Linked DNA regions of Homo sapiens: region 2 is linked to region 1. The links are chromatin loops, found by intact Hi-C in ENCODE. Cell type or tissue: OCI-LY7. All regions are shown on one strand. Links, peaks and the distances in the headings refer to the core of each region. The heading gives the core; the rest is flanking DNA. Region 1 has its middle 59 kb from the start of SPRED1. Region 2 has its middle 35 kb from the start of LINC02345.

The links. Peaks named below come from ENCODE experiments on the same cell type or tissue, not always from the same donor. Only the 100,000 strongest peaks of a DNase experiment are listed, where the experiment ranks them.
Region 2: it touches region 1 in a loop (2.2-fold over the local background); 2 of 110 quality-filtered maps call a loop at or near these places.

Annotation. Positions count from the first base shown.
Region 1 is chr15:38,186,412-38,202,043 of GRCh38, reverse strand. No RefSeq gene overlaps it. Among named protein-coding and RNA genes, the nearest start is that of SPRED1, 59 kb to the left of the region's middle. In OCI-LY7, for the core only: CTCF peaks have their summits at 8,949 and 9,149 (motif pointing right); DNase peaks (open chromatin) are centred at 9,343, 10,843 and 11,313; H3K4me3 peaks cover 2,383 bases; H3K27ac peaks cover 3,048 bases.
Region 2 is chr15:37,997,580-38,013,211 of GRCh38, reverse strand. It overlaps a transcript of TMCO5A not described here. Among named protein-coding and RNA genes, the nearest start is that of LINC02345, 35 kb to the left of the region's middle. In OCI-LY7, for the core only: CTCF peaks have their summits at 9,936 and 10,136 (motif pointing left); a DNase peak (open chromatin) is centred at 10,111.

The DNA.
Region 1 (15,632 bases), core at 7,355-11,354:
TTGCATTAAGAGATGGAGTTTATTTCCCCTCTCCTTGAACCTGAGTAGGCTTGTCACTTCTCCAGCCAGTAGGGTATAACAGAAGTGATGCTGTGTGACTTCTGAAGCTAGGTCATAGAAAGGATACGGCTTCCGCCTGGCTATCTCTTTTGGAATGCAGCCATAGTATTGTGAAGAAGCCAAGGTCACATGGAGGGCCCATGTATAGATGTTCCAGTCAACAGCTATTAAGTTCCCAGCCGACAGCTAGCATTAATTGTGAGTGAATAGGCCTTCAGATGATTCCAGCTTCCAGCCTTCAATTCTTTCAGTATCAGACATCTTGGAGCAAATACAAACCATTCTTTCTGTGCCTGTCCAAATTTCTGACCTACAGATCTATGAGCATAATAAATAGTTGTTTCAAACTACTAAGTTTTCTGGTAATTTTTAATGTCAGCAGAGTAACTAAAACAAAACTATTGGCCAAGTTCAATACTGTAATCAGTCGACTATTCAACAGTTAGGTATTATGAGCCTGCTCTGATCAAAGTACTCTGCTAGACTTGTGGAGTTTGCAACAAAAAACAAGCAAAAGCAAAACCAAAGAATATTCTGTCCTCGAAGAGTCCAGTAGTCTAGTAGAACAAAACAAATACGTAAGAGCAAAAAGGTGGCTGTGGCTAACAATATGTGGTAAGTGACAAATGAGATAATAAACAATCACTATAAGGGGGTTGGATGGAGGGAGAGGTCACCCTGGGTAGAGCGGAGAGACTGGGCTTCATTATGCAGCAACACAGCACCCCAGTACACATCAAATACCTGAGATCTGTTTGTTAATTTTACTGGAGAAGAATACAAGTTGGTGATTAAAGAAGAGTATCAGGTACTTGGAGAGGAAAGATGAAGGTATTTCAAGCAGATTAGAAAACAGAAAGTTGGGTCTGGAATATTGACATGTGGTTAATAGCATTCACTCCTTTTGTGTGTAGCAGCATACACTTCACAAAGCACTTTCGCAGATTTTGTCACATTGAATCTTAGCAATGATTGTATGAAGTAGGTTATCTTATCTGTATTTATGGATGAAAAAATTTAGACGCAGAGGTCGAAAAACTACTTTGGTTTTAATAGAAGTTTCTGGTAGGAGGAGTGGTGAATGACAACGAAAAGAAAGATGACTCAATTTATTGAGCACCCGCTAAATGCCAGGCATTTTGCTTGGTTATTTTCATAATTTGTTTAACAACCTAAAATTTAAGTTACAACAACCCTAGAAGCAATTGTTATGATCCCGGTTATATAGATGAAGAAGTTGAAGTTCAGAGACATCGAATAACTTGCTTAAGGTCATGCAAGAAGTAAGTTACGACCTGGCAAGATGCAATGGCAAGTTCAGCAGGCCTCCTATATGCCTGCAAGATAGAGTCTCTCTGCTTCTCTCCACATACATAGATTCAGACAAACCTCCCTTTTACACATTCACAGAAGCATCTGGATATCGCCCGTCAAAAGCACTCAAGGCATTAATATGGAAATAACCAATGGGTTTAGCACCTTCAAAAAAAAAAAAAAAAGGCGGGTGCGGTGGTTCACGCCTGTAATCCCAGCACTTTGGGAGGCCAAGACAGGTGGATCACGAGGTCAGGAGATTGAGAGCATCCTGGCCAACATGGTGAAACCCAATCTCTACTAAAATACAAAAAATTAGATGGGCATGGTGGCTCACGCCTTTAGTCCCAGCTACTTGGGAGGCTGAGGCAGGGGAATCGCTTGAACCTGGGAGGCGGAGATTGCAGTGAGCCGAGATCGTGTCACTGCACTCCAGCCTGGCGACAGAGTGAGACTCTGTCTCAAAAAAAAAAAAAAAAAAAAAAAAGAGATAGTTGTTAATCTCAAGGAATTTCCAGTTGGTAGAATGTAAGGGGGAAATCTGTCTCTCTCTCTCTCTCATAAGCTGGAGCACTGCTGATATACCCAATAGTTAAGTAACAAACCAGGACTATGATCTTGAACTAGCCTCTACCTCCTCTGGGTTTCAGCTTCCTCACCTGGAAAATGAAGGGATTGCTGGATGATCTTCAAGGTCCCTGCCAGATGGAATTTTATGATTCTGTAAACCCAGAACTAACGTGTAAAATGGGGAATTCGTCTTAAAATTTTTTTCAGCATCATTTAACCTTTGTCTTCACCTTTGCAAGTGAGTCTGTTCCCAACCTATGTGAGCAAAAGATCATTACTGACAAGAGTGGGGCTTGGAGTAGTGATGTTCTGAAGCACATACCAGATCTATCTGTTGATGGTGCTTTCAGAAGAGCCACCAATATTTGGTAGATCACTGTAAACCTACAATTTCAAAGTTATTTCGGTAAAACTGCTTTACATAGTGAGTTAATTTTCCATACTTTGCTGTCTTAGGTTTTCCTCTGTTAAATACATGTCCATTATTTTGGTTGATGCTTTTGAGATGTTCCCACTAGGTGAGATTGCTCTCAAAATAAATTCCAATGATTTGGTCTCATCAAATGGCAGAAGGTTCTAATTGTATAAAACTACCACTAAAAAATCGGTGGCAATTTGGACTTGCATAAAGCACAGAAATTGTGATGTTAATTGCTCTCCTCTACCTTCTCTCTGTGTTAATTGCCACGGATAATTGCCACCTCCCAGCTAATCATGGAATATGGGGATGCTAGGTAGACTGCCCTCCCTATCTGTATTAAACCATTTGTGACAAATAAATATGCAAGAGGTGGTAGGCAAATGAATTTATGTCCTTAATTTTATTGCTTGTATTGAGTTAATGTGTTCCCAAACTCTTCTTTAATTGCTGTGTCCTTGTCTGTTATTGAAAACCTGGGAAGTTATAAGTTGTTACATAAGATGTCATGACAGGTAAACTCTTATCTCCAGAAGTTGACTTATTACTTATATTATCTTGTATTTATACTTAGGAAATAGCAAACAACTTGACAGCATTACTTTCTTCGTCATTTTCAATTGCTTGTGAAACAATTTATTAGTACAGACCTTCCAAAAAGCCACATTCAGCAAAAGATTTCATAAAGCTTATAAAACTTTATTTCATTTATGTCTTTCAGTTCTTAACAAAGATGAAAGAATATTTCCTTTTTAGGAAGTTTCCTTTTTAGGTCTCATTTCATACAGACAGCCCTTGAGTGAGAGTCCTTTGCTCCAAATGAAAGAAAATTTAGCTTTGAGTATGATCATTTCAGAATGATACTCTGAACAACATGAAAACTAATTGCTACCCAACAAAAAGATAAAGGATTGACCCAAATTTTCCTATCCCCCCCTTATTTCCAAATATTCTAAAGGTCCTCTCTGGTTCTCCCAGCCTACCATGATTAGTCCAAGCCCCTTTGCCTGCAATAATCACATGCTAGTTGTAAAAACATTAAAAAATGCTGATACTGTGACTGGTGAACAAAATCATCATTATTTGATGATGCCCAAATCTGTCTCAAACCACATTTTCTGCCATGGTGGTAAACATCTGACCTCTATTAGCATGTATTTTAAAAAGTTTTTTTTTGTTGTTTTTTTTGTTTTGTTTTTTTTTTGAGATGGAGTCTCACCCTGTCACCCAGGCTGGAGTGCAGTGGCGCATCTCAGCTCACCGCAAGCTCCGCCTCCCAGGTTCACGCCATTTTCCTGCCTCAGCCTCCCGAGTAGCTGGGACTACAGGAGCCCTCCACTGCGCCCGGCTAATTTTTTGTATTTTTACTAGAGACGGGGTTTCACCGTGTTAGCCAGGATGTTCGTGATCTCCTGACCTCGTGATCTGCCTGCCTCAGCCTCACAAAGTGCTAGGATTACAGGCATGAGCCACTGTGCCTGGCCTTAAAGAAGATAATTTTTAAGGGTGCAGTAAATATATGCTGAAAAGCTTGAAATCAACAACTGTGTTAGTCTCAAACAGCCTTCAGCTCCACAAGCACATTAGCAAACCAAAAAAACAGGGTTAGTGTAATATGTTTTAATACTTTTTGAAGAATGCAACAATCCCATAGGCCATTACTGACTAGAAATGGTGACATTTCACAAGTGTCCCAAACTTGGGATTTATTGAGCTTCTCCATAGTAGAGTGTCTTTTCAAACTTGCTTCTATTAGTTTTCATCATCGCTGTTTTCTTTATTATGGTTGTTTCCAACAGTTTAAATAGAAAAATGCTACACATATTTCAAAGTGAGGAGCCTTGTATAGACCGGCATATAAGCACAGGAAGTAGCATTTAAGCTACACAAATGTTTCCCAGCCCTTGCCACTGAATAGGCCCATTGTTCTCCATCCAAGCTGTACGTCATGATCATGTGTGGGGTTTAAAAAATATAGATTTCTAGGCCCTGCCTTGGAGATTCTCAGTTGTTCTGAGGTGGGGTTGGGGGATGGTCCAAACTTCTATAGTCAAAAAAAGTGCCACAGATGTTTCTGCTGCACAGTGATCGCTGAGGTCTTGGATTTAGTAAAGCAATACCAAGAATCTTAATTTCTTGTCTGTTATAAAATTTTTAAAAGGCAGTACCTACAAGTTAAACTTGGGTGAAAGTGCCAGTTCCACTGCTTACTGTGCAAACTTGGGCAAATCTCTTACTGTTTCTGAGCATCATGGTTTTCATCTGAAAAATGGGGAATCATAGTTTCCTAATGAAATGTGGTGAAGATTAAACGAGATAATGTATGTTACCTCATGTTCCCCAGTGCCTTAGTAAGCACATAATATGTAATAGTTATGATTTTATTCCCCTTTGTGTATGTCATCTGGAGAAATTTATACCTGAGAGATTGAATATGAGAGATTATTCTACCTACCTATGCCCAGGGGGACAAGGGGATCTATGAGAAACTAAAAATTGTAAAACCTGGCTGTTGACATCTAAACATTTGGAAATCAATGGCTAGTCATCTTTCCTACAGAAGGAAATGGAAAAATGAAACCACCCTTCTTCATTATGAAGGAAGATGCCTAAGAAGAATGGTTCTCTGAAAAACAAGATGTAACAATGGCTGCTGGTCATTGACCAACTTCAGCAGGAGAGATTGCTGATCTCTTGTTACTCTCAACTCCCACTGTGGGGGATGAGGCAGGTCTCTTCCCTATTCTCTTTTTCTACCATGGTTATTCCTGCTGCTTTGCCTTGGTTTTTCTGCTCTTCCCGTATCACTTAGATCCTATATATTCTTGTCTCTTTTGATCAGCCCAGCTTTCAGTGAAGCTTTTCTTGCCCCCATTTCTTGAACTTCTGTTGTCTTAACTAGTACCTTGAACTGTATTCATTTTATTATTTTGTTGTTGTTAGTCCTGTCTTTCCAAATGGACTTCAAATTTTCTGAGGGAAAAGATATTTTGCTAACTTTCATGTACATCTTCTTTCTTAGCCCAGCACACACAGCCATAGATGTAAAAGATTGCCTCATAAAAGCAAATCAGGTGCTGAAGAGAGTCATCTGTATGTGAAGCAGAGAGTCAATGAGGCCATCTTTAGTGGTTGGTGTGCTAGTGACTTAAGGTTCAATTTTAGCAGCTGTTCTTCACTTTCCAACAGGGATATATAAAACACACAGATTGTTATAACTCTCCTTTGACTTTCCTTGTTGATAAATTTAGATATAATATTTTCCTATTTTAAGTAGTGGTTCTCAACATTGTTTACACGTTAGAATCATCTGGAAAGCTTTAGAAAACCCTCATGTTCAGACTACACCACAGACCAATTAAATCAGAATTTCTAGGAGTGAAGCCAAGGCATCAGAATTTTTAAAAGCTTCCTAGGAGATTCCAATGTACAGCCAAGATTGAGAACCACTGTTTTAGATTAAACTATGTAAAATCTGATTAAGAGACCCCTAGATTGGAAACTGACAATAAACAAACATCCAGGTCTGGGATTTCTTAATGGGCTCCACTGGTGCTGTGGACTTCCTTCTCATTCTGACTGTTCTTTTCCTAAGCTGCCTTAAGGCACATTGTTCAGTGGATCCGAGACTCCGATTTGAGAACAAGCATAAGCAAGAAGTGAAACTCTTGCAGCAGGGTACGTGTACCTGCTGTTAATCTTGGATTGCTCATAGTCCTAAACGATGCCCATTATTCAAATCTCAAATTGAATGTTATTTCTTGATGGAGTCTTCTCTGACAACTCTCATATCCATTAATAGTTGAACACTAGTCATACTTTCTCAAACACTCTATTGTTTCCCTTTATAGCACTCATGATATACAGAAATTTTAATGGTTATTTGCTTAATATGTAATACACCACCTCCCCCTCCTCCTACCGCTGGGTTTTGAGCTCATGGATGGAAGAGACCATCTCTGCCTTATTCATTATTGTAAATTTGGCAGCCATCACAATGCATGTGGTAAGAGCTGAGTAAATAGTTGGTGAAGGAATAGAAATCAGAGTACTATTGTTAGATGAGTGTTTATTGACGGGGGAGAATGGTAGAGTCCGGTGCCTCTCTGTGGAGCATTCTATCAATTGTGAGATAGTGCAGAGTGGGGGCAATCTCAATTACCTAATTTTGACCAGTGATTCTCAAATATGGCCTGCTCAGGAGAATCACCGGGATGTTTTGTTGAAAGTACAGATGCCTATGCCTCATCTCCAAAAGATCTGATTTCAGTAGTGTGATGTCAGAGCTAGGAATAAGTTTGCCAGCTAAGTCTGATGCCCTCGGCCACAGTCCAGCATTTAGAAACTACTGCTTTAGCCATTGCCTGAAATGACTTTCAGAACCACTGTCAAATTTGGAGCCTGCATTTTCTGTAGCTCAGTTATTCTTTTGCTCTGTGATGAAATTATGAAGGTGAGGTTAAGGGTTTTCTTTGGAAGAGAGACACATTGCTTTATGCAACAACTCTGGAGGGATAATGCCCCCAGTGCCATCTACTCTGTTTATAATGTGGCTGGCTGAACTTATGGTTTCTTAGGAATCCATGTTCTAAAGCCTGATGGTAATATTAGAACTATGTCAATGTAACACTTTCCCCAAATGCTTGGAAAACTTAACCACGTAGGCCACGGTGTGTGGCTATACTGATCTCAGTGGCTGTACTCACACTGAAAAAAATATGTCAGCATTGGCCATATTTTTATATACCTAGATCTATTTTGAGAAACAGTCAACATGGGAAATATTACATTAAATATTCATGGCATTTGTGTTCATGCTGAAAAAAGTTACACAGATTATAAAACTTCAGTGACTCAGAAATCTCCCATCTATCAAACTCAACTAGCCAAAAAGAGCAAAGAAGGAAAAAATAAGCAAAAGAGAACTCCAGATATCAAAAATATGTGGAATTTTAAATAAAACCTATATGAACAAAAGTAAGACTTTTTTCTTTTTTTTAAAGTAGAATCCATTTACTCAGGATCTATTTGCTGTAACTTTAGACATAATCTAACTGCTTTGGGGAATCATGATGCAGGTACAGTAAACACAAGAATACCAAAATCATAGCCATGTAACACTTCTTGGGCTGAAACAGTCATTTGTTTCAGTGTCTACACTTTAATATTTAATAATTGATAATATTTACATGTGTTATATAATTTAATATTTATCATCAACAAAGAGAACTCCAGGGAAGATAATATTCCCATTCTACAGATGAGGAAACTGTGTGGCAGAGAGGTTAAAAAACTCAATGAAGTCATTCTGATTTCTAATTCAATAAACTTTCTGCTGTATTATGTTGCCTGATGGAGTTTCACTGTTTGTTGCCCAGGCTGGAGTGCAATGGTGCCATCCTGGCTCACTGCAACCTCTGCTTCCCAGGTTCAAGCAATTCTCCTGCCTCAGCCTCCCAAGTAGCTGGGACTACAGCTGTGCACCACCATGCCCAGCTAATTTTTTTTTTTTTAATTTTTAGTAGAGACAGGGTTTCACCATGTTGGCCAGGCTGGTCTCAAACTCCTGACCTCGGGTGATCCACCCGCCTTGGCCTCCCAAAGTGCTGGGATTACAGGAGGGAGCCACCTCACCTGGCCTTCCATTGCCTTGTAAAATAAAGAACAACTTTTGATAACCATGAAGAGAATCTAGAATCATCAAGAAAAGGTTGAAGTTTAGCATACTTAGTTTAAAAGTGTAGAATCATCTATGGTATTTTACAAATGTTTCCATTAACAATAGTTAAAATTAAATAACAATGTGTGAGTGCCTGAAGGAGTAAGTTTCTGTCATATGGAAAAATCACTTATGTGAAATCTTTACTTTGTAGGAATTCAGATGAAAAAGAAATACAAACATACTCACACATTTTTAAAACTGGACTTCTTGCCACTATGAGTCACCACCATTTTTTATGTGAATGTGGTGTGGCATGGGTTATTTATTATTTACATGGTTCACAAACCATTCTTCCGTGCTCAAAAATGGCCCAGGAAAGGAAGGGAAGGAGACAGCACCACTCAATTAAAACAAGAGATTTTTAACAAGACAGTATATGCCCTAACTGGGAGCCAGGACACTGATACTAACCTCTTCTTCACAAAAAGTGATTAAGGGATCTTGGTTTGTGCTAAAGTTCTGCTTGGCAATACGTATGATGGTACTATTACAATAGCTTGTATAAGTTATGCCTTTTTCAAATTCTTACCTTGCCCTTTATCAGCACAGTTCTCCAATCCTAGGATCAGATGTATGGCTGATATAAATCAGCAGAAAACAAAATTCTATATTCCTGTTCCCTGCAATCAATGAGTGGACAGACTGTAAACTCTGCAAGGATAGAAGTTGCTATTATTTTGCAATTGTTTCATTCCTTACTTTACTCACTGATATTTTCTGCAGAGCTGTGCTGGCCATTGGCCTTTGACCTTCCAGGATTTGGTCAAAAAAATTTTTTTTCCAGGATGCTTTCAGATGTCAAAGCATTTGTGAACATTTTACTTCTGAATCCATGTTGGTATTAAAGTAAAGAAGTAATCCCAAATATTAATCTACTGTCTGATTTTTTTTATTATAGTGCTCTTAAACTATTGTGGAGTTATTTTTGCTTCTCTATTCTAAAACTGGGAAAATTGATTTTGAGTCATGACATCAAATTTTTCCTCATCTCCTTATCCATTAATTTGTTAATGGGTTATTTGGTGGTTTTAAAACATGTCCATAAATTCTTTGACACAACTCCTTTCAAAGCTGGAGTCTAATTCCCTGCCACTTCAATGTCCACCAGAGGTAGCGACTCACTTTTAACACACCAAATGTGGCAAGAAGTCATGATCTGTGACCTCTAAAGATAGCCCATAAAAAATATCACCACTTCCATTTGCTCTCTTTTATGTTGTCCACTTTTGGGGGAAGCCAGCTGCCATGTTGTGAGGATACTTAAATAGCCTTCAGAGACACCTGCATGGGGAGGAACTGAGACCTTCTGTCAACAGCCTGCATGTGGAAGATACACCGTGTAAATGCCTCCTCCAACTCCACTCAAGCCTTCAAATGGCTGCAGCCCTGGCTGATTTCTTGACTGTAACCTCATGCAATTCCCCAGCCAGAACCACCCAGCTAAGCCACTCTGAATTCCTGCAGAATCCATGAGAGACAATATATGATTATTGTTGTTTTAAGGCACTAAGTTCTAGAGGACTTTGTGAAGTGGTACTAATCCAGTTGTCTTGTCCAGACAAGGTGTTGCCTTTATTCATACAACAAATATTTATTGAGCATCTAGTCAAGCAGTCTGTTAGGTGCTGCTTGTACCAAAATCAACAGACAAAACATAGTACCTGCCTTTAAAGAGCTTATAACCTTGTGATGGATACAAATTTAAATAAATGATTATCTAATTATTAAATTACAATAAGTGTGCCAGGTAATAGGGTTATGAGTGCCATGATTTTCAACCCAAAGTTCAGGAAAGGTTTACCCGAAGAGCTGACATATAAGCTGAAACTTGAGGAATGTATTAGGAGTTAAGCAGGTAAAGGGGAAGGCTGGGGACAGGAAAGACCTTTCCAGGCGCAGGGACTGTCTATGTTCAATGGTCCCAACTAACAAATTTCTCTACTGGAAACTACTGAGAGATTCTTTGTTCATTCATTCCATCTCTTCAAAGAAATATTAACTGAGCATCTACCACGTGTCAGGTACTGTTCCAGGCACTGGGAATAAAGCAGTGGACAAACAGACAGGAATGCCTGCTCTTCTTGAACTTACATTTTAGTAGGTGAGAAGGATAATAGAAACAAATGAATAAAATATGTAAAATAAACTTCTGGTTCCTGGTCCTACATACAAGGAGCATGAAAGTCATCTCTCAAGCTTTTTTTTTCTCAAGAAAAAGGCTGAACAAACTGAAAATCAATAACTCTTTCTAGATCCATCAGAGAACTGAGATCATAGGGCAAACTTTGCCCCCATATTGGCCAGCCAGCCAGCCAGGCAGATACAGAGAATCACAACTTACGTTAAAACTCAGTGGGAACCAGTATGGGGGTAGGAAAACCTAATCTGTAAGTGCCAAATTGCTGAAGGCTCAGTGTGTACAAGTTTGAGAGTTAAAAACTCCAGAGGGGCCCAGTCTTAGGGAGGCCCCCAGGCTTTCCTGAGTTTTACCTTCAAGAGCTCTATCAGGTTTTCATAGTGAAGATCAGAGAAAAATCCCCTTGTGCTTCTGGCAGGGGGAGAGGAAAATGAGCTATTTTGAAATGTGCCCAGAGCATTCTGTTCTTCCTAACAAGGACTGCCTTCAAGAGAAACGATTTTACCAGAGTCTAAACTACCGGGGTCTTCCTGGAGACTAACTGCCTTGGGAGAAGGAAAAAACTCAACTCGAGCCCTGAGTAACTTTCCTGTCTCTTCTATGGGAAAAACCCAAACCAAACCAAATCAAAGCAAAACGGAGAAGCACCCATGAAGGTCACAGGCTGGGGACACAGGCTCACGAAAAGGCTGAGACCCAATCCTAGGACTATAGAATGCTGCTTCTCCCCTCACACCTCACCACAGCACCAATGGGGCTCCTGTATAATAACAACGGGAAAGAACTGTGCATCTCAGGTATTTGGGGTGTCTCTAGGGAAACCCAAGGACAACAGAGGATATGAACATAAGGATACCACAGGAAAGTTTAACTTCTGCTACCTACAGCTACAGCAAACGGTACATATAGAGTAACCTCTAGCCAGATAAACAAAATAGATAACGCTGGAGATGGTAATAAGTACTGAGAAGAAAAAGATTAGGGGTATTAAAGGAGGGATGCGTTGCAATTTTAAATATGAGGTTGGTGCAAAAGGTATTGCGGTTTTTGCCATTACTTTTAATAGTATGGACAGGAAACGTCTCACTGAGCAGGTGACATCTGTGCAAACATCTGAAGGAGGCGAGAGAGTGAGTCATGGAGACAGCTGGGAAAGATGGGAGGGAATATCAAATCCTAGGGTACGAAATGTTAGGTGGCTGGGAAGTAGGAGAAAAACCAAGAAAGTGTGGTGTCCTGAGAGAGAAGTTAATAAAATACTTCCAGAAGGACAGAGCGAACGATGATGTTAAACGTTACTGAGGCGTCAAATGAGAGAACTGACCATTAGATTTAGCAATGTGGACATCATTGCTGGAGAGCAGTTTTGGAACATGGAAGAGGCAAACGCCTGATTAAACAGCATTCTAGAGGGAATGGGAGAACAGATTTTAGAGACACGAGTGTAGATAAGTCTTCAGAGGAATTGCTGTGAAGAAGAATGGAAATATGAATTTGTAGCTGGAAGGCAACATAGATGGGAGAAATAGCATCATGTTCATATGCTGATGGAATGATCTGGCTAAGAGGGGGAAAATGGTGATGCAGGAGAAGGAAAGGGGAGGAATTTCTGGAACAATGTTCTTGAATATTTAAAAGGATTGGGATCTAGTGAACAGGCGGAGAGTTCAGCCTTAGATAGCAACACGGAAAGTTCATCCCTGGTAAAGGAGAGAAGGCGGTGTATCTGGGCCCAGATGCTTGTGGGCGGATGGAGTTGCTTGTGTGTTGGTGGGAACTTGTGGAAGTTCTCTTCTGATTGTTTCTATTTTCTCAGGGAAATAGCAATCAAGGTCAAGAGCTGAAAGTGAAGATGGGGGAGGAGGTGTTAGAAGTTTTAGGAGAGAGGAGAATTGTTGTCTAGGAGAGTATAATAGTAAATGAATCAGGGAAATGTGCTATGCCTGCTGGGCCTCATGAACTGCATGCTTAAAGTTATTAGTCAGGAATGTCATGAATTTAAAGGGAGACCTGTCAGTACGGATGAATGTCTTCTTCTAGCTCCTATTGGCTGTACAGGTTCAGGTTAAGAATAACATTTCTGTAAGTGAGGATAACATAGATGCTTGTTCACATCTAACAACCAGCTATTAAGATAATTAAGAAATGATGCATTTGTGCAAAATCTACTTCATTTAGCATTGTTGGAGAATTGTGGAGGGGCCTCTGGTTAATTGAATATTTTAGATAATTAACTCCATTATGTCACCCATGAAATTTTTTTTTTTTTTTTTGTAGAATTAACTGTAGGAAAAAAAAAAACTACTCTGAATATCACATGAGAGTTTTGGGATAATAGTAAGTACCTAAATATCTAACAGCACTTCAGTACCATTGTTATGAAAAGCAATGCTTACTGCAGGTTTTCCTAGGGGAAAATCTGGTTATTTGAGTTTTATAACAGTTTGGAATCTGGGTACATTATGTCGAGAATTTTCCAAAAGATATAAAATTAGAAAGGGATGTCACTAAATGTATTAAGAGTATCTTCATAAAAATCCACCAACTGTGTCTCGGTTGTACCTATGATAGCATTGTAATAACAGGTTTTTTTTTTCCTTTCAGTTGCCTTTATCTTTGATAATGAAGCAGCAATGAGAACATAGGCTCTTAATTTTTGACGATGTCATCACCGCTGCCAATGTCAGTGTGGGTTTGATTATCTAGACTTGCTTCATCTTTGATGCCTGCAAGTCAGACTTATTTATCTCTCAACTGCTTGTTTTCTCTAGTAGTTCAAACTCTCTTTATAGTTGTAAGTATGTTTTGCATTATTCACTTATTTTTAAAAATAACTGATTACATAAGCAATACATATTCACTGAAAACAATTTGGAAGACATGCAAAGGTAGAGAGAAGCATCTTGCCACCCAGAGATGAGCACAATTAACATTTTGGTGAATTTAAATCTAATATTTTAATTCATACATATGTATATTCAGAAAATTTATATCAAACTGTATCTCAGTTTATGGCCTTTTAACTAAATATTTTATTATGAGATTCTCACATGCCATTACGTATTCTTTCTTTTTTGTTTTTGTTTTTTTTTAGAAGCTGGACTTCACTATGTTGCCCAGGCTGGACTTGAACTCTTTTAGATGGGCTCAAGTAATTCTCCCACCTCAGCCTCCCAAGCAGCTGGGACTACAGGCACACAACACTGCACCTGACTACCATTACATATTCTTTGAAAATATATTCTTTAATGCCTATATTGTAGTTTATTGTATGAATATACCATAATTTATTTAACAACTCTCCCATCATTGCACATGTAGTATGTTTTTAAATTAAAAAAACCATGATGGGAGCATCCTTGAACATAAATCTCCTTTTGTAGAACTGATTTCTTTTCTTTTCTTTTCTTTCTTTTTTTTTTTCCGAGACAGGGTTACACTGTGTCACCCAGGCTAGAGTGCAGTGGTACGATCTTGGCTCACTGCAACCTCTACCTGCCAGGTTCAAGCCTGATTTATTTTCTTAAGGTAGAGTCCTAGAAATTGAATTCTGGGGTCAAAGGGTACAAACATTTTTAAAGTCATGTGTACATATTGCAGCCACCTTCCTGAAAGATTATGCTTATTTGTAGTGCCCTGAAAGTGAACAAGGTGGTTGATTTTGCTGCACCCTTAAGAATTCTGTCTGTCTAGTACCTATCACATACCTCACCTATGATTACTTCAGTTTAGTTCTCAAATGAACTGTTTCATTAGCCTCCCAACAGGTCTCGCTGATTACTCTCTTTTCCTCCACTGAGATATTCTCCATGCTGCTGGCGGAGGTATTGTTCCACACCACTGACCTTGTCACTTCCCGGATAAAAACCTCAGATGGTTCCTCAGTCCCCATGAGTTACACGGCAGCACACAATGCCCTTCACAGTCTGCTCCAGCCTCTCTTTTTAGCCTCATTGGCCACTCACCTCTAAGTACTCTGAATAAGCCGCACAGAATCTTTTTATTTACAGAACACATAGTACTCATTCATGCTTCCAAGCCTTTACACACTTGCACTCTGTCACGCTTCCTCCCTGAAATTCCAATTCATCCTTCCTGACACAGGGCAGAGGTCCCTTCCGTGATGCTTCCCTGACTTCTCAGGGTGAGGCAGTTGTGCATGGAACTAAGCTCACTTCCCACAGTATTGTGCTCATATCCACAACTATGTCACTGATCATTTTGCATTGCATTTCTTGGCTTACCTTGTTTTCCCATTGAGTTAGAGTACGTCAAGAACCTTGTCTTATTTATTAATATTTTTGTCCTCAGTTTTTTAGCTTGTTACATAGTTGGGGATCAATAAATATTCATTGACCCAATGGCTAAAAGCACAGAATGTTTTGAGTATTCTGACATTGTTTAGCTCAGAAGGGATGGATTGCCTGGATATGCCGTTGTTCCCTAGTCCACAGCAGTCTCTTAAGTGGCTTCCCTTAGCTAGCATCTGAGCATATCTCTGTCCTATGCAGTCTTTGATCACAAGCTCCTGTATATTTTTCCATCTCTTTCTGGTCTTTGTCTTAATGTGTTTTATGGCCCCTCCCCTACATTCTTTTAGTCCATGCACCCCACTTTGATTTCACTCATTGAACAAAGCTTAGTGCCATGAGCAGCTAATGGCTTTACCTCGGTACTTTCCCTTTTGTTCTTGTTCTGTTCCCATAGAACACCCCAGATGTTAACATTTTCTGATCCTCCTTTGTACAGGTGGCTGATTGTGGGCTGCAGAAACACACAGAATTATGTTGCCTGGATCATCCTTCTTGTGAACTCTATCCTAACATATATTTATATATTTTCTCTGCCTCTGATTTATTTTTTATTTTCTGTTCTTAGGTATGCCCTGCAAGCAACCTCTATCCTTTGTTGAACAAAGCAGAATATAAATACATACATAAATCAACACATCAATGCAAAGACCCATGCTGATCTCTATTATTACTGACTGCATGCTTTCAGAAGGCTGCTGGGCAGTCTGCTGCTCACCTGTGTACACACTGGCTTGTCTTTTCATACTCCTCACAAGGTTGCTTTCTCAAACCTTTTCTGTTCTCTGTTTCAATGACTTGGCCTCAAATTTCTCTTAAAAATAGAGGCCATCTGAGGAGATTTGACTTCAGTTCTGACTCTGCTATCTTGCCTTCTCTTTCAGGGCTATCCAGTTAAGAGCATGGTGCTTCCGGTTTGTACTGAACTCTCCGTGGCACCTTCTCCTCTGCGTACAAACCTGCTCCAGTGGATCTCAGCTAATGACTTCTCTCTCTTCCTTTTCTATAACGCATCTTAATTTCCAACTCAGAGCCCAATTTTGCTGATGTTGTGGGAAAAAAAGGAACTTCTATTCTTCTCAGCATTTACCTTTTCCTCCT
Region 2 (15,632 bases), core at 7,744-11,743, 190 kb after region 1:
TTTGTGATCTTAGCAACATCTTTGTGGGTGGCTTCTGGATGAGTTCTGTAGGTAACTTTTGACAGCCTTCAGTGAATTCATCAGCAGCCTCTGCTGACAGCTTCCTCGGGAGTTTCACTGGCACCCAGTGGTGGTTCTCTGTCTGCCACCCTTGGCCTGCAGACTATGGACCAACTGTGACTTCTCTCCTATCCTACAGGCTGAAGCCACAGTCCCTTTATTGTGATCTGTATCCCAGTCCTGAGGAAGAGGCCCCCTTCCAAGTTTGTTCCTTCTTTGGGTTCTCTCATTCAGACCTCAGGTAATCTTTAGATTTCTCTATTATCCCTTCTTGGTAGCTAATCCCCTATAAATGATTAATAATTCTTTACATTAACATTTCCTCTTCAAATTACTGTGTTCTTTCTGTCTCCTGACTTTGACTGATACTAGGACAGGAAGCCGAAGAAAGAATTAGTGTTCTGCATGGGACCAAGCTCACACATGAACATCACTTCTCATCAGCCTCCTCATCACAATTTTATGCTTCTTTTAGATATCATTTTTGTTCTAGCATGGATTTTGATGTTGCTTACAAACATTTCCTGAGTACATATTGTGTATTTGAGAACTAATCATAACATCTAAAAGCAGTGCAAAATGAGCAACACACATACACGTGTATGTGCACACACACACACACACACACGACTACTCCTATTGGGAGTTGAGACAACAGGCTTCAACATCAACTGTGTCCTTAACTAGCACTGAGAATATCAGAGAGAAAGCCCTCTGAGCTTTTCTCTTTGAGGCTTGATGAGATAAATTGAAGATATTTTCTGCTCAAAAAATCGATAATATTTGATTTGAGTGGTGTGAATGTCAAACAGCAAAATGTTAGTGAAACAAAAGGACAGTTTTGAAGGCTAGCCATGGATTCTGGGGCTGGTGAGAGGCACCGTGAGAGACATATGGAGTGACCATTGAGAGCAAGAAAAGATGTTCTGGGCTGGAAGTTGTTCTCCTTGTGCCAAATGCAAGGAAATCTATGAAAACCCTCTCACCACATAGAAGAAGCCATTCTTTTCTTTTTTTCTTTTTTTTTTGAGACGGAGTCTCGCTCTGTCACCTAGGGTGGAGTGCAGTGGCGCGATCTTGGCTCACGGCAACCTCCGCCTCCCAGGTTCATGCCATTCTCCTCCTTCAGCCTCCTGAGTAGCTGGGACTACAGGCACCCGGCACTGCGCCAGGCTACTTTTTTGTATTTTCAGTAGAGATGGGATTTCACCATGTGAGCCAGGGTGGTCTCGATCTCATGACCTTGTGATCTGCCCGCCTTGGCCTCCCAAAATGTTGGGATTACAAGCATGAGCCACCATGCCTGGCCAGAAGAAGCCATTCTTAGGCAACTACATAACAGACATATTTTTCAGAGCAGGAAAAGATACACAGAAACACGTGGAAGCAAATGTAAAACCATAAATCTACATAGACATGGTAGATTTTTATTTTAAAGTCTGAATTTTGGGCATTTGCAGATTGAACAACTGGGAACTTTTTCTATTAACAGTCCTGCATTCTATAATAAACAGACCAATGTGAATTAGATTAGGTTAGTATTCAAAAAAAAGGTCAGCAGGTGATAAAGAGCCAGGGCAGCTGTCAAATGAAAAGACTTGGTGCAGGTAACTATTCTGGATAGTTAATGTCCTTAGACCTAGTGACTCACTTCTAACAAAGACACTGCAGCAAAAGTGATAGGCTATCATTTCTGAGATTAAGTTTAAAAAGGTGTTGACTTCCACCATCGCACACACACACTCTCTCTCTCTCGATCACTGTCATGCTCATTCTGATGAAGTCAGCTGCTGTGTTGTAAGCTGTTGTATGAAGGGACACGTGTGACAAGAAACTGAGAGTAGCTTCTGTCCACACTCAGCAAGATTTGAGGCCCTCAGTCTACTATTATGCAGCACTGAATCTTCCTTAGTTCCTTCTTCACTCAAGCCTTGAGATGAGACCACAGCCTCTGCCGATATCTTGATTCCAACCTTGTGAGACACCTTGAGGGACAGACACCAAACTAAGCTGTGCCCAGGTTCCTGACCCACAGATACTGTGGGATAACACATTTGCTGTTTAAGTAACTAAGTTTTGTCACACAGCAATAGATACATAAAAGATGCTGGGTGCAGTGGCTCATGCCTGTGATCCCAGCACTTTGGGAGGACGAGGTGGGCAGATCACTTCAGGCCAGGAGTTTGAGACCAGCCTGGCTGACAAGGCAAAACCCTGTCTCTACAAAAATACAAAAATTAGCTGGGCATGGTGGCACATGCCTCCCAGCTACTTGGGAGGCTAAGGCACAAGAATCACTTGAACCTGGGAGACGGAGGTTGCAGTGAGCCAAGATTGAGCCACTGCACTCTAGCCTGGGTGGCAGAGTGAGGCACTGTCTCAAAAATAAATAAATAAGTAAGCAAATAAATAAATAAAGAGTATCGTTACACCGGTTTTCTGTGGCTGCTGTAACAAACTACCACAAAGTTGGTGGGTTAAAACCACAGAAATTTATTTTTTCATGGTTATGGAGGCCAGATGTCCAAAATCAGTATCACTAGGCTGAAATTACGGTGTTAGCAGGACCACACTCCCTCTGCAGGTTCCCCCTGCCAGCTGCTGACATTCCTTCGCTCGTGATAACATCATTGTAGCCTTCGTGGATGGCACTTTTAAATCTCTGTCTACCCCCATCTTCACATGGCCCCTTCCTGTGTGTGTGTGTGTGTGTGTGTGTGTGTGTGATCTCCCTCTGCCTCCCTCTTTTTTTTTTTTTTTTTTTTTTTGGAGACGGAGTCTCGCTCTGTCGCCCAGGCTGGAGTGCTGGAGTGCAGTGGCGCGATCTCAGCTCACCCAAGCTCCGCCTCCCAGATTCACGCCATTCTCCTGCCTCAGCCTCTCGAGTAGCTGGGACTACACGCGCCGGCCAATACGCCCGGCTAATTTTTTGTATTTTTTTTAGTAGAGACGGGGTTTCACTGTCTTAGCCAGGATGGTCTCGATCTCCTGACCTCGTGATCCGCCCGCCTCGGCCTCCCAGAGTGCTGGGATTACAGGCGGGAGCCACCGCGCCCGGACCTGCCTCCCTCTTATAAAGATACCTGCAATTGAGTTTAGGGTCCACTCTATTAATAATCCAGATCATCTCTTCATCTCAAGATCCTTACCTTCATCACATCTGCAGAGGTGCTTGTTCTATATAAGGTGACATTTACAGAGTCCAGGAGTTAGAACATGAATAATTTTTGGGGGGGCATTCTCAGCCTACCATAAATACCTACTGTTTTAAAGCTCATTATGCTCCAGATACAATGCTAAACACTTTATATGCATTTTCACTTACATGCATTTCACTTACATGTGTTACCATGCCTCATTTATATATACAGAAATGGAGTCTCAGAGAGCTTGAGTGACTTGACTCAGGTCACACAGCTATTTAGTGGTGAAGCCAGTGTGAACCCAGGCAATCTGACCTCTAAGTTTGGATATCTAACTGCTCTGCTGTGTTGCTTTCCCATTATATGCTTAAGCTAACTAATTAGAAAAGGGCATATCTATTTTCCTGGATATAATATATTTGGTGAGTTCTTACTAATGGTGTGACTTTTGGTATCTTTAGAGTTCCCAAATTGAAACGTCTTTTTAAGGAGAGGCACTTGAACTGGGAGGACCTTATCTAACATTTAGAATAAAAATACTGTTGCCTAGAGAATATAGACCAAGTAAATAACATTTCTCACATAATGAATCCTAGACAAGCACATCACATTTACACAAACCCAATCTCTGGTGTTGAAGGTCTAAAGAACTAGAATAGGCGAGCTGTGCTCTTTTGTGCAAAGCTCTTTAGGGGAACTGATTGCTTTGAGCACTTAGAGGCACTTCTCTATAATTAGTTTTGGATGGATTTATTTGGCTTTCCTGGGAAAAGTAGATCTAGAGGTGAAATCTGAATGAGGTTAGAGAAGAGGTGATTTTTGTGTTGATCAAAGTTCAAAATGAGAAGATACGTAATGGATTCCAGATTAGGATCTGTTCAGCATTTGCCATGCTATTCCTTTAACAGCTTGCTGATTTTCCACATATGACCCGGTAGTCTAAAAATTCAGATCACACAGAAACTTCAGTCTTGTTTAGATTTAGGATTTAGGCTTATGAATCTCTTTTTCCATATGTTTCTTCTTGGGGGCAGATTCTAAATTTAGGAAAGTAATGGTATCAGAGGCCTAAGAGTGATTTCTTGAGCTTTTGTTTTTATTGCTCATTATGATGGCATGGCAATCCCTTCCTCAATGTGACATGCCTGCACAGGTGTGCAGGTGGCTAAACGATTCAGAAGATGGTACTTGGATGGCAGATGGTCATGCGTTGTCTTGATTCCAACCACACTTTGAACATTCTGTCCCTCCTCTGACATGCCTCACTTCAGATGGCAACCTCATTTGGAGGTAAATTGTTTTTCACTGTGCTTTTCATGTTGGAGTTGACCTCGTGCCTGGCACTGTGTGGAATGAATTGGCCTACTTTCTGCCCCAGGGATATCAGAAGCTTATTGGTATTTAGTGAATGCTTTGTCATTTTGATCCTAGAAAATAGACCCTGAAGAGATCTTCTAATTTTACTAAGATTATCCTATCTACCTTATTGCAGTATCTCCCCAAGGACAGATGCTTTATGAATGAAGGAGTTCTAGAGTCAATTAAGTTGGGATGCTTCATAGAAAAAAGTGTTTTGAGGTCAAATGACTTTAGAAAATGTTGATTTCCCCCTTCCCTCTATCATCCCTGCAGCTAAAATATTGACAACCACACTTTATCTCTTTAGCTCCCCTCTGAGTACCACGGTCGGTATTTCTAGCATTTTTATAGTTTCCCACTTTCATCCAGGTTCTTTTCTTTGCCTGACGAATTTCTTCAGCAATCTGGGAGAGTCTGCACTCTTGCAAGTAAAACCTGAAAGTGTGGGTGAGTTTGGCTGGGCACGGTGGCTCACGCCTGTAATCTCAGCACTTTGGGAGGCCAAGGTGGGCAGATCACGAGGTCAGGAGATCGAGACCATCCCGGCTAACATGGTGAAACCCCATCTCTACTAAAAATATGAAAAATTAGCCAGGCGTGGTGGCAGGCGCCTGTAGTCCCAGCAACCCGGGAGGCTGAGGCAGGAGAATGGCGTGAACCTGGGAGGCGGAGCTTGCAGTGAGCCGAGATCGTGCCACTGCACTCCAGCCTGGGCAACAGAGAGAGACTCTGTCTCACAAAAAAAAAAAAAAAAAAAAAAAAAAAAAAAAAAAAAAAGTGTGGGTGAGTTTACACCCTCAGAACAACCCTCAATCATTGAAAAACTGGACTTGATAGATAAATGCCTAGGCCTCCCCACCCTCTGTTAAACAATTCCAAAGCCACATCATAGTTTCTTAGACAGATTCCAGCAGAACTGACCTCTAGTTACTCATGGCACTTACTTGTTCACTAACACAATTTTATTGTTTACTCATTTCCCTATCTCAATTTTCCCTGTCTCATTTGTGTCTCTTATTTTTGCCTTTGACATTAACTACCTGCACTCAAGTCTTTGAGAGTGTGTTTTAGGGGACCTTCTCCAATTCTTTGGGTACTCCTAATTTACAGTAGCTTTGAGAAGTACAGAAATGTCTCTTATCATGTTTCCTAAACATCATCCAACAGATCTTTTTTAATTTTAATATTCTGTGTATCTAATGTTCTTCACACTGTAGTTCCTGAATTGCTGTGGTTCCTGGAGATATTTCAGGTAGAAGTATTCTGAAGAGCTTCCCATAAAAGAGCCTACAGCCCATTTTTGTGTTAGAGTATCCTTTGCAAAAACCTCAAGGCCACAGGTCCACAAGGGACCTTATAGTGTATTTATCTCATTTTATCAATGGAGAAATAAAGACCTGGAGTGTTGAACTCTCATTTGGCTCAATCATCTGAGATTACATAGGAAGTCTACACACAAATTCTTTAGCCCAAGGGTCAGTAAACTATGGTTCATGGGCAAAACTCAGCCTGCTGTCTTTGTATATAGCCCACAAGCTAAGAATAGTTATGGCATTTTTTAATGATTGAAAACAAATTTTAAAATAATATTTCATGACATATGAAAATTAATATGAAATTTAAATTTTAGCATTGCTGAATAAAGTTTTAGTGGGACATGGCCACACCCATTTTTTTTTAATCCATTGTCTACAGCTGCTTTAGTGCTACAATGGCAGATTTGAGTTGTTGTGACAGAGACTGTATGACTTGCAAATATTTACTAGGTGACTTGTTACAAAAATAATAATATAAATATTAAAATAATATAAATATTAGCATTAATATAAAATATTTACTGGGTGATTTTTTACAAAAAAGTTTGCTAATCCCTGCTTTAGATTTCCAATACATGAATGGAATTGCATTATCTGCATAAGTCAATATAGTGTAGCCAAGAGATCATAGAGTTGGGAATAGTGCATAGGGATTTTATTTTATGCAGTGCTGCTAGCAAGCTTCAGTGGATTTTGGACAAATGAGGTCACATCTTTAAATATCAACTTCCTTATTTGTAAAATGAAGTGACTGGACTGAATGCTTCTCAGTGTTCACTTATGTTCTGTGTTTTCTTAGATTCTGTATTTGTCTATTTGGCATTCATTAATCACAGGGCCAAACCAGTGGGCAAAGTTGTTTACGTATCCCCTGTGAACAAGCTTTTGCAGGTGCTCAAAATCGTATTACAAATTCTCCAACCAATCCTGAGTCCATAAGCTCAACCACCTCATTTCTCTAACTCCCATACAACATTTCAATACTTTCCCTGCTCTGAATCATACCAGGCAACTAGACACCACTCCTATGCTATATCAGAGCCCACAGACATTATTCAAACTAGCCAGTACTAAGCTGTTTCTCCTGTCCCACCTTGCCTCTCATGAAGAAAACACAATAAAGGCTCTAGGCCATGCTCCTTCCTGCTTCTGCCTCCTGATCTACTCTGCTGCTTCCCCATGTGGCCTTGCATGGTGTGCTGTGCCTCTTGTTTCTAGGGGAACTGTGAGTAGCAACAAATTGTTCTTTCAATGGCCTTGACCTCTTCATATCATCACTCACTCCCCAGCAATAAATTAAGACTGGGTACAGATCACTTAAGTGCAAATAATTTATCATTCTGTGCAGCTATCTCAGATTTAACATATATAATATTGGAAGGGGGTTTGTTCCTAATGTTCAGCCTAAGCCAAACCTCCGTTATTGCTGTTCAGTTCCTTCGGTCTTCATCCATGAACTGTGAGAAAGAAAGTACTTAAGGCTGCATCCCTGCTGCACAGGGAGTCTTTGCCTATTTCTAAAGTTCATATGACCTGTTAAGAAGACTCCTGGTTTGCCTTCTTATAAATCAGAAGCTGAGATTCAGGAAAACTTTTTCATCATACAGTTTTCAATGGTCTTTTTTTCCTCACACTGCTCTAAATCACCGGAACCACTTGTGCTTTCTACTTAGCCCAGTATGAGCTGTAATGTATTAACTTTGCTCTAAGTTGTTTCCTTTTTACAATTTTTTATTTAATTAATTAATTTATTTTTAGAGACAGCGTCTTACTCTGTCACGTAGGCTAGAGTACAATGGTGTGATCATAGCTCACTGCAGCCTCAAACTCCTGGGCTCAAGGGATCCTCCCCTGACACCTGTCTCAGCCTCTTAAATAGCTTAGACTACAGGTGTGCACCACCATGCCTAGCTTTTTTTTTTTTTTTTTTTTTTTTTTGGTAGAGATGGGGTCTTGCTGTGGTACTCAGGCTGTTCTCAAACACCTGCGCTCAGCTTCCCAAAGAACTGGGATTATAGGCATAAGCCATTGTGCTCAGTCTGGTGTTTCCTTTTTTTTTTTTTTTTTTTCTGTCAAGTACTGTTTTCCAAAAGTTATCTGTCTTTTGGCACCTCCCCAAACAATTGGCACTGTCATTTCCCTTTTAAGGATCCTCTCTCTAGGTGCCCTTAGGAATAAAGGTTGATTAAGACCTACAAGGGCATACTGGTGGCACAAATGAGTAAAATAGACTGGGCATAATGCAATAGGGGTGATGGAAACCATTGTAAAGAAACAGACCTGTACTCTGTTAATAGCTGTTATTTCTGTTTGAGCAATTATTGTCACATGAGAATTCTGTCTAATAGTGACAAATCTTTTTACTCTTCAACAGAAGGGAGAGCAAGACGGCCAAATAGAAGCCTCCAGCAATTATACACCCCCCCAGAGGAACAACAAATTAAGCAATACAAGAAAAGCACCTTCATGAAGTTGAAAACTGAGGTGAACAATCACAATACCTGGTTTTAACTTCACATCACTGGAAGAGGTACTGAAGAGGGTAGGAAAGACAGCTTCGAATCGCCTCCATCACTTCTCCCTTAACCCATTTGGCTCAGAGAGAATCTGTGCACTTTGGGGAGGGTGAATGCAGTAACTGTGCAATTTTACATATGACCTCAGTGTTGTCCTATCACAGTGGAAAGCAACAGAAGGCAGAACTCAGTTGGCACCCACGGAGGGAGCATTTAGGCCAGCCCTAGCCAGAGGAGAATCACTTATCCTGGCTGTTGGAACCTGAGTTCCAACAAGCTTCACCAGCACCACTGTTGGCTAAACTGCTGTGGGGTTCAAAATAAACTTGAAAGGCAGTCTAAGCCACAAGCACTGCAATTCCTGGGCAAATCTCAGTGCGGTGCTTGGCTCAGAGCCAGTGGACTTGGGGCACACATGACCAGATGGGGTGGCCAGGGGAAGGTCACCTCTCCTCCAACCCCAGGCAGCACAGGGAGAAACTTCTTCCTTCTGCTTGAGGAGAAGAGAGGGAAGAGTAAAGAGGACTTTGTCTTGGAACTTGGATATCCACTCAGCCATAGTAGAATGGGGCACCAGGCAGAGTCCTGAGGCCTCTTTTCTAGGCCCTAGCTCACAGATGACATTTCTAGACACACTCTGGGCTAGAAGGAAACCCGCTGTCTTGAAGGGAAGGACTCAGTCCTGGCAGAATTTATCACCTACTGATTAAGGAGCCCTTGGGTCCTGAATAATCAGCAGTAGCAACCAAGCAGTATTCACCTTGGGCCTTGGGTGAGACTCAGAGCCATGCTGGCTTCATGTGTGACCCAGCACATTCCCAGCTGTGGGCCTTACAAAAAGAGACTCCTTTTGCTTAAGGAAAGAAGAGGTAAGAAGAGTAAGGGGACTTGGTTTTGAAGCTTGGGTACCACCAGCTCTACTCAGCGGTGTAGAGCACCAAGTGGGCTCCTGGGGTTCCTGATTCCAGGCCTTGGCTCCTGGACAGCATTTCTCGATCCTTCCTGGGCCACAGAGGAGCCTATTTCCCTGAAAAGAGAATCCCAGGCCTGGTAACATGCACCACAAGCTGACTGAAGAGTCCTTGGGCCTTGAGTGAACATGGTGGTAGCCAGGTACTGTTTGTTGTGGGCCTGGGGCAGTGGTGACCATGGGGAGAGACTCATCTGCTTGAGAAAAGAGGAGGGAAGAGTGAGAAGGACTTTGTCTTAAAGCTTGGGTGCCAGCCCAGCAGTAGTAGAATAAAGCACCAAGTAGATCCCTAAGGTTCTTGACTCCAGGTCCTGGCTCCTGGATGACATCTCTGGACCCACACCCACCATGGGCCAAGGATAACTCACTGCATTGAAAGGAAGGACATGAGCTTGGCTAGATTTACCACCTGCTGGTTACAGAGCCCTTAGGCCTTGATGAACATAGGTGATAGCCAAGCAGTGGTAACTGCGGGCCTTGAGTGAGACCCCAGTGCTGGCTTTGGGTCTGACCCAGCACAATCCCAGTTGTGGTAGCCACAGGAGTGCTTCTGTCACTCCTCCCCTAGCTTCAAGTGGGGAGAGAGTGATGGGAGGAGACAGAGAGAGAGAGAGAGAGAGAGAGACTCTGTTTGGGAGAAAGTCAGGGAAGAGAACAAGGGTCTCTGCTGGATAATCCAGATAATTCTCTCAGGTCTCACTCAAGACATCAAGGAAGTACCTCTACAAGCCTGCAAGAGCCACAGCATCACTGGGCTTAGGGTGCCCCCTAATGCACATGCAACTGCAGTGACCAAAGACTTAGATCACAGTGCCCAAATCTCTTTGAAAAGGGACTCGGAAAGCCTTCCCAAGAAGGATGGGCACAAACAAGCTCAGACTGAGAAGACTATAATAAATACCTAACTCTTCAACATCCAGACACCCACAAACATCTACAAGCATCAAGACTACCCAGAAAATGGCTTCACCAAATGAATGAAATAAGCACCTGTGACCAGTACCAAAGACACAGAGATATGTGACCTTTCAGACAGAGAACTCAAAATAGCTGTTTTGAGGAGTCTCAACAAAATTTGAGATAACACAGAGAGAGAATTCAGAATCCTATCAGATGAAATTAATGAAGAGATTGAAATAATTTTAAAAAAAGAATCAAGCAGAAATTCTGGAGCTGAAAAATACAATTGACATACTAAAGAACACATCAGAGCCTCTTAACAGTAGACTTGATCAAGCAGAAGAATTAGTGAGCTTGAAGACAGGCTATTTGAAAATACACAACCAGAGAAGACAAAAGAAAAAAAAGAATAAAAAAGAATGAAGCATAAATGCAAGATCTAGAAAATAGTCTCAAAAGGGCAAACCTAAAAGTTATTGGCCTTAAAGAGGAAAGAGAGAGAGAGAAAGAGAGAGAGAGATACCAGGGTGGAAAGTATATTTAAAGAGAAAATAACAGAACTTCCCAAACCTAGGGAAAGATATCAATATTTAAGTACAAGAAGGTGATAGAACACCAAGCAGATATAATCCAAATGAGACTACCTCAAGACATTTAATAATCAAGCTCCCAAAGGTCAATGATAAAGAAAGCAGCAAGAGAAAAGAAATAAGTAACATGCAGAAGGAAAAAAAAAAAACCTTTTATCCTAAAGTAGCATACCCTGTGAAAATATCCTTCAAACATGAAGGAGAAATAAAGACTTTCCCAGACAAACAAAAGTTGAGGGATTTCATCAATACTAGACCTGTCCTACAAGAAATGCTAAATCCACTTCCTCAGTCTGAAAGAAAAGGACATTAGTGAGCATTAGGAAATCATCTGGAGATACAAAACTCACTGGTAATAGTGGGTACACAGAAAGACAGAATATTATAACACAATAATTGTGGTGTGTAATCTACTCATATCTTGAGTACAAAGACTAAAAGATGAACCTATCAAAAATAGTAACTACAAAAATTTTTCAAAACACAGACAATATAATAAGATATAAATAGGAACAACAAAAAGTTAAAAAGTGGGGGATGAATTTAAAGTGTAGAGTTTGTATTACTTCTCTCTTTGCTTGCTTGTTACTTTGTTTAAGCAATCAGCATTAAGTTGAGCTTAGTCTAAAATAAGGAGTTATAAGATATTATTTATAAGCTTCATGGTAACCTCAAATCAAAAAACATGCAACAGATGTACCAAAACAAAAAGCAAGAAATTGAAACATACCACCAGAGAAAATCACCTACACTAAAGGAAGACAGGAAAGAAGGAAGAGAAGACCACAAAACAATCAGGATACAAATTTTAAAATGACAGGAGTAAGTCTTTACTTATCAATAATAACATTGAATGTAAATGGACTAAACTCTCCAACCAAAAGACATAGAGTGGCTAATTCGTTAAAAAAAAAAAAAAAACAAGATCCAATGATCTATTGCCTATAAAAAACACTCATCACCTGTAAAGTGACATAGACTGAACATAAAGGGATGGACAATTATATTCTATGCAAATGAAAATGAAATGAGCAGGAGTAGCCATATTTATATCATACAAAATAGATTTCAAGACAAAAACTATAAGAAGAAACAAAGAAGGTCACTATATATTGATAAAGGGGTCAATGCAGCAAGAGGATATATAAGAATTTTAAATGTATATGCACCCAACACTGGGGCATCCAGATATATATAACAAATATTATTAGAGCTAAAGAGAGAGATAGACCCCAATACAATAATAGCCAGAGACTTCCACATCCAACTTTCAGCATTGGACATATCTCCTAGACTGAAAAGCAACAAAGAAACATCTGACTTAATTTGCACTATAGACCAAGTGCACCTAATAGATATTTACAGAACATTTCATCCAATGGTTGCAGAATACACATTCTTTTACTCAGCATATGGATTATTTTCAAGGATAGGCCATATGTTAGGCCACAGAATGTCTTAAAAATTCAAAATAATTGAAATAATATCAAGTATCTTATCTGACCACATGGAATAAAACTAGAAATCAATAACAAGAGGAATGTTGGTAACTGTACAAACACTGGTAAACAGTATGTTTCTGAATGACCAGCAAGTCAATGAAGAAATTACGAAGGAAATTGAAAGTCTTCTTGAAATAAATGATAATGGAAACACAACATAAAACTTTTAGGGTACAGCAAAAGCAGTACTAAGAGGAAAGGATATAGCAATAAGCACCTTCAAAGAAGTAGAAAAACTTCAAATAAATAACACAATTATACATTTTAAAGAACTGGAAAAACAAGAGCAAATCAAATTCAAAATTAGTATAAGAACAGAAGTAATAAAAATCTTAACAGAAATGAATGAAATTTAAATAAAAATACACAAAGATCAATGAAATGAAAAGTTTGTTTTTTGAAAAGATAAACAAAACCGAGAAACTTTTAGCCAGATTAAGAAAAAAAGAGAGAAGACCCTAATAAAAAAAATTCTGAGATGAAAAAGGAGACATTACAACCAATACCACAGAAATTCAAAGGATAATTACAGGCTACCATGAGCAACTTTATGCCAATAAATTGGGAAACCTAAAGAAATGGTTAAATTCTTAGACAAATACAACCTACCCAGATTGAATCATGAAGAAATTCAAAACCTGAACAGACCAATAACAAGTTACAAGATCGAAGCCATAATCAAAAGTCTTCTAGCAAAGAAAAGCCTTGGACCTGATGGCATCATTGCTGAATTCTACCAAGCATTTAAAGATGATCTAAAACCAATTCTACTCAAACTATTCTGAAAAATTGAGGAGGGGGAATACTTCCAAACTCATTCTACATGGCCAGTATTACCCTGATACCAAAATCAAAGACACATCAAAAAAAGAAAGCTACAGGCCAATATCGCTGATGAACAGTGATGTAAAAATCCTCAACAAAATACTAGCAAACCAAATTCAACAACACATTAGACAGATCATTCAGTATGACCAAGTGGGATTTATTCCAGGGATGCAAAGATGGTTCAACATATGCAAATCAATCAGCATGATACATTATATCAACAGAATGAAGGACAAAATCATGATCATTTCAATTGATGCTGAAAAAGCATTTGATAAAATTCAACATCCCTTTATGAAAAAAACCCTTAAAAAACTGGGTATGGAAGAAAATACCTCAATACAATAAAAGCCATATGTGATAGATCCACAGCTAGTATAACACTGAATGAGGAAAAACCAAAATCTTTTCTCTAAGACCTGGAACATGACAAGGATGTCACTTTCACTATTGTTATTCAACATAGTACTAGAAATCCTAGTTAGAGCAATCAGACAAGATAAGGAAATAAAGGGCCTGCAAATTCAAAAGGAAGAAGTCAAATTCTGCTTGTTTGTGGATAATGTAATCTCATATTTGGAAAAACCTAAAAAATCTGCCAAAAGATCTGCTAGAACTAAAACATATTCATTAAAGGTACAGACTGCAAAATCAACATACAAGAATCAGTAGCATTTCTATATGCCAACAGTGAACAATCTGAAAAGGAAATCGAGAAAGCAATTCCATTTACAATAGCTACAAATAAAATAAAATACCTAGATGTAAACTTAACCAAAGAAGAGAAAGATCATGATAATTAAAACTATACAACACTGATTGGGCCAGGTGTGGTGGCTCACGCCTGTAATCCCAGCACTTTGGGAGGCTGAGGCAGGCAGATCACCTGAGGTCGGGAGGTCAAGACCAGCCTGACCAACACGGAGAAACTCCATCTCTACTAAAAATGTAAAATTAGCTGGGCATGGTGGCGCATGCCTGTAATTCCAGCTACTAGGGAGCCTGAGACAGGAGAATCGCTTGAACCTGGGAGGTGGAGGTTGCGGTGAGCTGAGATTATGCCATTGCACTCCAGCCTGGGCAACAAGAGCGAAACTCCATCTCAAAAAACAACAACAACAACAACAAAAAAAGAAAACTATAAAACACTGATTAAATAAATTGAAGAGGACACAACAAAATGGAAAGTTATTTCGTGTTCATGGATTGGAAGAATCAATATTGTTCAAATGTCCATACTACCTAAAGCAATCTACAGATTCAATGCAATCTCTATCAAAATACCAATGACATTCACCACAGAAATAAAAAAAAAATCCTAAAATTTATATGGAACCACAAAAGACTCAGAACAGTCAAAGCCATCCTGGGCAAAAAGAACAAAACTGGAGGAACTTCATTGCTTGACTTCAAATTATACTACAGAGCTATAGTAACCAAACTATATGATACTGGCATAAAAACAGACACAGAGAGCAATGGAATCAAATAGAGACCCCAGAAATATATCCATACCTCTACAGTGAACTCATTTTTGACAAAGGTGCCAAGAACACACAGAGGGTAAAAGACAGTCTTTTCATAAACGGTGCTGGGAAAACTGGATATCCATGTTCAGAAGAATAAAACTAGATCCCTATCTCTTGCTATATATAAAAATCAAATGAAAATGGATTAAAGTCCTAAATCTAAAACCTCAAACTATGAAACTACTAAAAGAAAACATTAGGGAACTCTCCAGGACATTTGTCTGGGCAAAAATTTCTTGAGTAATATCCCACAAGCACATGCAACTAAAGCAAAAGTGGACAAATGGGGTCACATCAAGTTAAAAAGCTTCTACAGAGCAAAGGAAAAATTCAACAAAGTGAAGACACAACCCACGGAATGGGGGAAAACATTTGTAAGCTACTTATCTGACAAGCGATTAATAGGTGGAATATATAAGGAGCTCAAACGACTCTATAGGAAAAAATTTTAACAATCTGATTAAAAATGGGCAAAATATATGAATAAACATTTCTCAAAAGAAGACATACAAATGGCAAGCAGGCATATGAAAAGGCACTCAACATAATTGATCATCAGAGAACTGCAAATCAAAATTACGATGAAATATAATCTCACCCCAGTTATTCAAATGACAGACAATAACAAATGCTGGCGATTATATGGAGAAAAAAGAACCATGGTACACTGTTGGTGTGAATGTGTATTAGTACATCCACTATGGAGAACAGTTTGGAAGTTTCTCAAAACGCTAAAAATAGAAATACCATATGACCCAGTAATCCCACTGCTAGGCATATACCCACAAGAAAAGGAATGAGTGTACTGAAGAAATATCTGCACTCTTATGTTTATTGCAACACTATTCACAATAGCCAAGATTTGGAAGCAGCCTAAGTGTCCATCCACAGACAAACTGATAAAGAAAATGTGATACAT